Regions from separate parts of the Homo sapiens genome. Here region 1 is linked to region 2. The links are chromatin loops, found by intact Hi-C in ENCODE. Cell type or tissue: HepG2. All regions are shown on one strand. Links, peaks and the distances in the headings refer to the core of each region. The heading gives the core; the rest is flanking DNA.

The links. Peaks named below come from ENCODE experiments on the same cell type or tissue, not always from the same donor. Only the 100,000 strongest peaks of a DNase experiment are listed, where the experiment ranks them.
Region 1: it touches region 2 in a loop (2.6-fold over the local background); 1 of 110 quality-filtered maps calls a loop at or near these places.

The regions. Positions count from the first base shown.
Region 1 is chr4:105,419,992-105,425,386 of GRCh38, forward strand. It overlaps PPA2 (inorganic pyrophosphatase 2), which reads right to left. Exons shown (of 12, transcript NM_176869.3): 7 at 4,205-4,331. Among named protein-coding and RNA genes, the nearest start is that of PPA2, 51 kb to the right of the region's middle. In HepG2, for the core only: no CTCF peak of the experiment used is centred there; a DNase peak (open chromatin) is centred at 2,410.
Region 2 is chr4:105,342,428-105,347,822 of GRCh38, forward strand. The region is part of intron 1 of TET2-AS1 (TET2 antisense RNA 1); the gene reads right to left. Among named protein-coding and RNA genes, the nearest start is that of TET2-AS1, 7.8 kb to the right of the region's middle. In HepG2, for the core only: no CTCF peak of the experiment used is centred there; a DNase peak (open chromatin) is centred at 3,134.

The DNA.
Region 1 (5,395 bases), core at 297-5,296, 78 kb after region 2:
GATGGAGTCTCGCTCTTGTTGCCTAGGCTGGAGTGCAATGGCGTGTTCTTGGCTCACCACAACCTCCGCCTCCTGGGTTCAAGTGATTCTCTTGCCTCAGCCTCCCATATAGCTGGGATTACAGGCATGTGCCACCACACCCAGCTAATTTTGTATTTTTAGAAGAGATGGGGTTTCTCTACGTGGGTCAGGCTGGTCTTGAACTTCTGACCTCAGGTGATCTGCCTGCCTTGGCCTCTTTTTCTAAAGATAGTAGAAACTAATAGGATGGATATAATTTTTATTATTTATTTATTTATAGAAACGAAGTCACACTACGTTGCTCAGGCTGGTCTCACCTCCTGCACTCAAGTGACCTTCCTGTCTCAGCTTCCCAAAGTGTTGGGTTACTGGTGCGAGCAACCATGCCGGCCAAGGATTTACTTTTTAAATGCCTAATAACAATAAAAACGTATAGGAAATTTAAAAAATCTCTATATACTCCTATATTACACACATACCCAGAAAACTACACAATTAAAAAGAAAATTCCTGATAGCTGCCCTCTCCTAAGTGTTTTTAAATTTCTCTCGTTTATCTGACTGACAAATATGCCAAGAAGTATAGATGACAAATGTTTAAACGGTCATAAAATATAAAATCACTTATTCCTTTGTAATAGAAATTTCAATTTATACACAGCAATTTATATTTAAAGTTACTGCATTAGATATTTTTGGAAAATGGACACCAGCCAACAATGAAAAGGGAAAACTAAAGAGGGAATGGTAGAATTTAAGTAAGTAGAACTAACCAAGCATTGAAAAGAAACCCGCAGGTGATAGCTATGCAGGAGGTTCAGAGAACAGTCTGTTCAAAGATGATCACTTAATAAATAGTATGATAAACTAAATGAATATTTACATAACAATACTGTAAATGCTACTTAGTTTTTAATTTTCAGATTCAACCATGAAGCAAAATAGGAAAAACAATTATACTTAACATAATTTAAACATTATAAATTTTGATACTGTAGAATTGATAGTGTAGCTGAGAGAAGTTAGGTTGTAAGGGACAGAAAAGGATAAAAATGTAGAAACCAAATGCTCTAAGTTCTACACTGGGCAGTTAAGAGTTATTGTTCAAAGTCAATGAAGCAATAAATCCAGCTCCAAATATACAACTTAGAGTTATTAGGGTAATAGTAGAAATATGGTAACACAGTTGATAAATGTTTAAGAATTTAAGTTCCTTGTCTTCCAAAGTAATAATTTGAGTCAACAGGGAAAATGCATAAATTAAGAAATATAAGCACATCATTTACAGAAGGAAGCAACCATTCAAAAGAACAAAAAACATCTGTGATAAGATCTGAGAAGATGAGGTGGGAGGTAGGAAGAAAAACTTTACTTTCATTTTATGTACTTTTTTTATACTTCTGAGTTTTTATTTCCATGTATAAAATTAATTTTATAATTTTTAAAATGCCATCTAAAATCCTGTGTTTGTGATTTTAGATGGTAAATATGAAAGACATAAATACCAAAACATTTTAAAAGTTGCTTGATTTAGGATTAAACACTGTTGACTAAAAATAATTTTTCAAAAATAAAAAACATTTATACTACAATCTCTTCTTCCTTTCAATTTGTGCCTACATCAATTTTTTTCCTCGGTCTCTGTAAAGTAAAGAAGAAAATTCAACAAAGGTATGCAGAATATATTAACGATAATGTGTAGGTAAAAGGAATGAGAAAAAAATGTGTGATTCTTAAAACTACCAAACTTGCTGGGCATGGTGGCTCAAACCTGTAATCCCAGTACTTTGGGAGGCTGAGGCGGGTAGATCCCTTTAGGCCAGGAGTCCAAGACCAGCCTGGTTAACACGGTGAAACCCCATCTCTTCTAAAATACAAAAAATTAGCCAGGTGTGGTGGCGCGCGCCTGTACTCCCAACTAGTCAGGAGGCTGAGGCACAAGAATCACTCAAACCTAGGAGGCGGTGGTTGCAGTGAGCTGAGATTGTGCCACTGCACTCCATCATGGAAGGCAGAGAGAGACTGCCTCAAAAAAAAACTACCAAACTTATTTTATAAAATCTAGATATAGGAGAAGAGTACTTTAAGTACTAACTAATGAGAACAATATACAAATATCCTTAAAATAAACAATTTTCATTTTCCCCATACACTTTACTCATTCTTTTAGGAGTTCAAAAACATATTATGAATAAGAATTGTTGTATTTTTCATGATGAAAATAATACATGTATTCACTTTTAATACAATGATAAATGTATTGGTGTTCTAAAACAATAACATCTTGTTTTAACTACTCAAGTTCAATAATTTCTTCTCAACCCAAATCAGCAACTGGCTTTAGTGTTTCTGCATATCTCTTCATAAAAGCAAATATGAAAGGAATTTAGAAAGGTGTCCAAAGTGCAAAGTCATCTCCATTCTGAGTACGCAACAGAAATAAAATGAATAGAGTTAAAACTTTTTATTCTAACACTTACGAAACTCAAGGAGTCATGCTAGGCTTATGTGATCTAGTTTCAATACCTCTAGTTACAAATATATAAATTACTAGAATCAAGGATGAATTGCTTGGTATAATATTATAGATGGGCTATATATTGCTCAATACAGTACTGAGCAATTCACACATTAGAATCAGACAGAAATGAGTTCAAACTGTGTACTATTTACATGTTTGCAAAGGTGGGCAAGTCACTTACATTCTCTGACCATCTTCTAAGTTAAGAACAATATCTACTATAACAGGCACCAGCGCTTGTTATATGCTAGAGAGTTTAAAATGTTAAATCACATCTCCAACAGTACTGAACTACTACTCTCTAAATAATATTTTCATTTTCATTCAGGTGCTCAGCTTTTTCAGTTTAAAGGGGCATCCCTTAGCACAGTTTCATGACTTTAGTGTAGCAGATCACAAATGAATTAGGTGGATGATTTGTTTCGGCTGCCTGTGGGACTATTACCTTATCAATTCTCATTTGAGGAGCAGTTAAGATGCTAAAAAATGTTTTTAACTAAATAAAATTTATTTACTGTTCTCATATATATGTATATGAAAAGTATAAAAATAGAAAAAATCAGGGTAAAATAATGAGATAAGGAATATATATGGTTTATAGACTTGAGCTCATATTTTAATTGTAGTTTTCACATTTTACTTTTGATCCTGAGGTTACATGCACTTCACGCTATCAGACCTCTCCCTTTCTCAGTTATATACAAGAATGACAAAAAAGAAATCTCTTCCTGTTTCAAGTGCAAAAAAAGGTACATAAACTAAGATTAATACATTGTTAATGAGGTTCAGTCATCTTAGAAATGGTAATATCTTCCAGTTTAGAATCGAGGTTTACAAGTAAAGAGGATCCTGAGCAAGAATAAAACAGGAAAGAAAAATAGAGGAAAAATTGGTCAAAGAATAATAATAGTTGTCATATATTCAACACTGGTATGTGAAAGCCAGATGCTTTAAATAAATCGTTTCTTATATTGCCAACAACTTTACAAGTAGGTATAATCATCTCCCTTTAGAGATGAGCAACTGAAATTCAGGAATGATCTACCCAAAGTCACTCAGCCAGGAAGTAGCACAGCCAGAACTTAAACTGAAGTCTGTCTGACTCCAAACAAAATTAAATCATGCCAAGCTATTTCCAGAACTTAAAATTTCTAGGACATCAAAATTTCGTTAGAGGGCAGTTACTTTTCCCTTCATTTGTACAAGAAGAGACAAAAACTAGGTGCAGAAATAGCTTTTGTCATCGATGAACACTCCTTCCTTAGTTTCTTCTTGTTAGTCATATGAACAAAAGAGATTTCAGGGTAAAAATGCCAGTATCGTATGCTTTTATTCCTAGTCAAAGGATGCTTTCAAAACAGTTCCCAACAGCAGTTGGACCATCAAAATCATGGAAGTAAGGAAAGAAGAAAGGAGGGAAGGAAGGAGTGAAAGGAAGAGGAAGAAAGTGAAAGAGAGGTGACAGGAGAGGGAAGAAAAAGGGAATAGAGGGAAACCAGTAGAATGTACTTTCTTCATTTAAAATATAATTTGTCTATCTACATCTTTTCCTCTCTCTTTTTTAAAAAGTACATTTAACTCCCCTATGTGAACTTCTTTTAAGTTCTCAGAATTCCAATGACACACTAATTTGCTTTCACTTTCTGGAAAGTAACAGTCTTACCATGAAACTTTGAGGCTTCAGGATCATTCGCATTGATAGCAATTAATTTCCAATCTGTTTCACCTTCATCAATAAGAGCCAAAATTCCAAGGATCTTCACATGAATAACTTCTCCACAAGAAAGAATCTTTAAAGAAAAAAGAAATTCACTATTTGCAAGGCTTTGGAGAGTTTACTCACATATCACAAAATCCATATAAAAGATTAAAAGAACTACAGACTGAAATGTAACAAAGCCTCAATAATTAAAAATAATATGAAAATAGCCAAAGTCTGCCTTGCAATGTCCCTTTAGAGTTAACTTTCTCAAAATTTCCACTTTCACCAATGACTGAATTATTTTACAGATAAACAACTTGCCCTCCCATTGCAAACAACTAAAAAACTGGACAAAATATATGAAATCACTCGTTTCAGACATTAAACAACAGGCAGTACAGGACTGTGATCCCAGAGAGAAGTAAACAAATGAGAAGAGATGTGATTGCCCTGGTTTTCTGCTCAATACACATTCCAAACCACAGCAGAGAGAAAGGAACCCAGTAAGAGGACAGGGATCTCACTGAGGTTAAAAAAAAATGGAGGATGAGGCAGCTGGAATTTGTAGGGCATGGTACTAGAAATAAGAAATAACTACAGCAATATACATAGGGGTTCCTTTGAGACACGGATTAAACACTAACCTGTGCATTCATGGGATGAGACTTTATAAGTCAAGGCAAAGAATAATGGCCAGAGACCTATAAAATGAGTTCCAACCACCCAGGAAAACCTCATTTACCACAAGGGGCATTCATTAGTGAGCCTATAATAGGCATGCATTAATGGTAGGACTAAACTGGCTCTCAAACAAAGGTTACTCTAGACCTGTCCTAACAAAGTTTTAAAAGTGCCTGGATACAACTAAACTGACTCACAAGTAACTACCTGTAAAAACAAATATTCTTTAAAGGAAGACAACAACATCCAGGCACTCGACATAACACAACATCCAAGATCCTGTCAATATGCAAGAAAATGTAAACCCTAAATGGGGAAAAAATTAAAAATCATTCAACAGAAACATTTCCAGAAATGTTAGATGATGGAATTAACAGATAGGAACCTCAAAACAACTACTGTAAATATGCTCAAAGATTTAAAGAAAAACATGACAATATGGAAGAGAGAAATAGAAAACAAAAAAAACCA
Region 2 (5,395 bases), core at 103-5,102:
TTTCCAGGTGCCACTCATCTCTTATCATTCACCTCCTTGCGTAGCTTTTTTGCGTCGCGTTTTTTGACTTTCAACACTCACATGAGAGTCGACTGATACAGAAGAAAGGGACTACAAGGGACCAAAGAGGACAGAAGACAAAACTGGCTCTAGAAAACAAGTCTTTAGAGTTAGTTGCTAAACTGGCCAGCTTGTGTACACATAGTTTGCAAATGAAGGCTAGCGAGGAATAATTTCCTGACTAAATTATTTTAAACACAACTTTTAATGCTACGTAACTATACTACATGCTTTAGAGATGTTTTAAAATGAAAGAAGAATAAAGTGGCATAAGACCTCTTTGCAAATGAAATGGCAAAAGATTGACATAGCTGCTCTAGCCCATAATGTCATATACCTACCCAACTTGTAATGAACCATCTTCAAATACATTGCCTATTGTTTTTAAAATTGGGGGATGTGCAATCACAGCTACACAGTAAACCTGACATATGAATCTGATAATTTTTTAAGTTCATTTTATACTCCTTGAAAAATCTATCAAAACCTCAGAGGGCTATGGGCATATGATTGATTCTTTTATCATATCTCCCTCCTTGGGATCCAGATTCTAGATCAAGCTCAAAAGCCATCACAATGCTAGCCTTCTAAGTCCACAAATTTAATTGAACTAGCCTATGTTTTGTTAGTTTTTAAACATTTTCTTAGAAGGATTAGACTACGAAAACTGTTTAAAAATATGATAAAGGAGAGGGCTCCCTTCAATGTGTTTTAAAATATATCTCCACTTAAGCAACCTCACTGTTAAACTTGTCACTTGAGGGGGAGATTAGTTTAGAATAAGACAAAATGGTCTTTCTTGCTAACCTTTTCTTCTCCCTTGTGTATTTCTGAGCGGAAACTGTTACAATTCTATTTCAAGCTTAAAAAAAAAATGTCTTACAAAGGCTCACCCTCAGCCCCTTGGCATTAGACCTGGTTTATCACTTTCCCCTGCAGACATTTACACAAGAGTATTAATGTGGCATGTCAGTAAATTGAGACTCTCAGAGTTAAGGGTTAATCAAAATAATTTAGGTGATAGCAGTTAACTCTCTGGAGAATCTGAGACCTGAGGCCTCATCAGAAGCTGGCTGCACAGGAGATGGAAAAAAATGTAAAAGCCAGGGCTCTTTCAGTAGAAATCTCCAGGTCTCAGCTGGCACACAGGCTCAATTATCGGCTTTTAGCTTGGTGAAAAGTCAAGCATCCCCAGGACCCTGCTGCTCCAGGCATTTTATTGGCTCATTAAATATAGGATTTTGTTTTTCAGCCCCAGCCAAACGTGATATGCTATCCAAACAGAAAGTATGATGAGAGCTGGAATAGCTAACACATGCGCTTCCTTTACCCCTTCTCTGCGCTTCTCTCATCCCACCCCGCCCCCTATGCACTTTATTACAAGCACAAAATTCCTACAGAAAGAAACAGTGAGAGGCTTCACTGCAGAGACTGTTCGTAAGAACTCCGACCTCATTCAGTTACTCGAAAGTATGTTCTCAGCATGTGTGTTAGATTAATTCAACTAGAAATGTTTTTGCCCCAAAGAGCTCACAAAGTAGAAGATGACAATGAAGAAATGAGACCCAGAAGACTTTAATACTAGATAAACATCAGTTAATCATGCTAAAATGTTCCAAAGTCAGAAGCCATCAATGAGCATGAGAAATCTTTGGAAAACTGCTTAATAAGATCAGGAAAAGTGGAGAGGAGTTTTTGCTTCCTTTACTCATTGAAATGAAGAATAACTTATCCCCTAGATTGACCTCCTATGTAAAAAATATTCAGATTATTTTGGAATAGGGACCTGTTCTACACATGCATAGGAACTGACTTTTAATGGTTAAAATAAGTCCAATACAGTGGAAGTGGAGAAGACAATTTCTGGATACAATCCAGCAGACCCCAGAGCTTCCTGCTACTCTGAACAAACAGACACATTACTTTTTTCTCTTTTAGAAGTAAGCAGTTTACAAGAACTGCAGAGATATATCTTGAAACAATCTGCCACACCATTTGCCACACACATAATCCTCCTAGATTAATTTTTAAAAAATGAATGTTGATATAACCAATATGAGTGACATGGTAGTAAAATAAAATGCATTCATGTGTGGCTGCTGACATCCTAAAGTAATAACACCCCTAAAAGATAAAACCCTAAGAGCAACCCGAAAATATGTGTTATAAACCAAAAATATGTTTATACCTTTTGACTGAGGAATGCCAGCTTGAGGATTTATCCCAAAATAAATAAATGAATAGAAGAAAAAGTCACATACTTAATTTATGTAAAAAAAAAAAAAAGTATTGGGCTCTATATTGGCCCTATGCAAAATACTTATTTAGCAAAGAGACAAATAAGGAATTGAAGACAATTTCTTATTTGTCTCTTTGCTAAATTACAAATTTACAAATTACAAACTACCTAGTGGGAGAAAATAGGAGCATAAATAATCACGATGTGATGTAATAAGCACATCATCTGAGATATATGCTAGGTTCAGCAGTAACACAGGAGGTGGGAGAAGAACTAAAGGGACATTTATTCAACATACATTGTAGAGCACCTCCTAAGGGCTGTGCTAGGCTCTGAGACTAAGAAGCAAGGCAGATTGCCCCTGTGCTCATGATGCCCATGGTGGTCTAGTGACTCCAGATGAAAAGGGTAGCACATGCCCATAAGAGATGAAATAGCCTAGTATATTTGAGGAACTGGATGTAATAAGGTATTTCTGGAGCATAGAGTTAAGGGTTAGGGTTAGAGGGAGTGAAAAGGGAAGCAAAGCCAGGCTGTGGGGAACTTGAACGCACAAAAAGGTGTTTAGACTTTACCCTATGTTTGATGTAGCTTCACTGAAGGATTTGTAGAGGAATGACAGTCAGATCTGCATTTTGAAAGATGATTCTGTTACCAGCATAACATGAGTTGGGTTAGGGTGGATGTGAGCAGTGAGATTAGTGTCAGTGAGACCAAATGAGAGTCTACTGGTCTAGTCCAGACGAGAAGCCAAAAAAGCTTGAACTAGGTGAGTGCCAGAGAGTACAGAGAGAAGAGAAGCAATTCAAACAATCTGGTACAGCTGGCCTTTGATCTTCACAAGAGATTTGTCCTTGCAAACCCCCTATCTGATGACCATGGAAGTGTTTATAGAAGGGCCTGGCTTTCTCTCAAACAACTTTCCATTGCCACTTAGAGATTCCTTTCCTGTACCTGTCTTGATACCATCAGTTAAATGACTATTAATTTTTCATCGTATCTTTCTGTTTCACTTGAGCAGTTTTTGCACTCAAACTGGAATGACCATTGAAGTGCTTTTGCAATGACGAAGTTGGTTATTATGATGCTCATCTAAACCACTGCCAAATATGACATTTCACTTCAATTTATCCAAATGATTTTCTTAGTCTGCATTCTCTTTCTTTTCACCTCTGCCATAAGCAACAAGTAATAAGTTCTTTATAGAATTGTGTTTCATAAGAAATAAAGTTTTGTTTTTGTCACTGTATATGCTAGGACAAGTAAGGAACCACAGAGTTGAATATGGAGGCAGGATGGGTTTCTATGACAGCTAGAAGCAGTGACTCACTTCTGTACCTTAGCTATACATCATCCTACATTAAATACTGCCTCAGGATGTAATGAAGTAATGCATATAAGGTAGTTAATATTATATCTAGTATACCGGAAGCATTCAAAAAATGTTAGTAATATAGTGAAATTTAATGCAGGTATCGAATTGTTTTTTTTTAATTTAATGGATATGAACTCTCTACCTCAGGCCAAAAAATTTTACATACAATTTCAGAATACATACAAAGGTATGAAAATAAGCATTATGTAGGTATTACTGCATATGCTAAAAACTAACACACATATGCACACACACACACACATATATACACGCTAGTACATGAGAAAACCAAAGACCATTAAGTTAAAAAAGAGCAAAGTGAAAACACATAAATTGCATTATCTTGTGTAAAAATTTTTATAAATCTAGAGCTAGACAGGAGGAATAAGTTCTAGTGTTCTATACCACTGTATGATGACTATGGCTAACAATACTATGTTACATAGGTTCAAAATAGCTAATAAAGGATATTGAATGTTCCCAACACAAAGAAATGGTAAATGTTTGAAATGATGAATATGCTAATTACACTTATCTAATCACTTTACATTATATATATCACATCACTATGTACCCCATAAATATATACAATTAGTATGTGTCAATTAAAAAGATTTTCTCTTAGGAAAATAACAAATTTTTACAACTTTTAGAATATCTCTGTATTTTCAGAATAAAGTAATGAAAAATTTCACAATTATTCTGGGAAAAATATTCATGTGCTGTTTTCAGGATAACATGATTCATATCATCTGACATTTTGGGGGTCTTTTGCTGGCAATAAAAGTTCACATGCTGAGAGTGGCTAAGCACGCTGCAAAGTGATTTCTCAGTTGCTATTGAGGTGTTTTAAGGTTCATTCCCTGTAAACACACGAATTTCTAGAGTGTTGTTTTTTTTAAACCTCTCAAGAGTTTACATGTCTGTAAAATGTCACTTAATGTCACTGGGATTCATGCAAATTGAAGCTTTTACCTCTGCTATAAAAATAAAGGTTGTCACCTACAATGAAAAATGTGAATGTGTCATCTCTCTGAGGTGCTGCTTCACCAGACCCAAGGCATCAGAGCAGTGTTCCCTATACTAAAGAAAAAGAGACAGATTTGAAACTTTCCCCAGTAAGACAAAGATAGTCTGGGGGCAAGACTTCCTTGAGATACATTTAGCATAAGTGCGAGTTGTAAGGCTAGGGCCTTGCGATTGAAAATATGGTCTTCTAACCATCAGCAGCATCATCAGCATCATTGACCCCTGTCAGAAATACAGAATCTCAGGCCCTACCCCAGGCCAAGTGAATCAGAATCTGCATTTTAACAAGATTGACAGTGATTTGGAAGCACATTAAGGTTTGAGGAGATCTCAGCTTAAATCAGTGGCTGGTATGGGCACTATCATTAACATTGTTTCTCATTAAACAACTTCATATATTTATTTTTCTATAAATTGTTTTTATTATTTACATTACTAAGTACTATATGGCTATTTTATTTTAACTACTTGAACATATACTTCAAAATGCTGTGTTTTCCTATGGAAAACTAATGTGTCTATTTTTTAAATGACCCACTTTCAGGAAACTAACCATGACTTAAATTGAGACAGAAAAAAAATACTGTAATAGGTGGACTTTAAAGGTAGCCCAAGAATACTGCAAATTACAAAGTCAAAAATTTACTAGGAGGTAGAATTGACATGTCCTAATGAAACTGCAGGCTGGATGC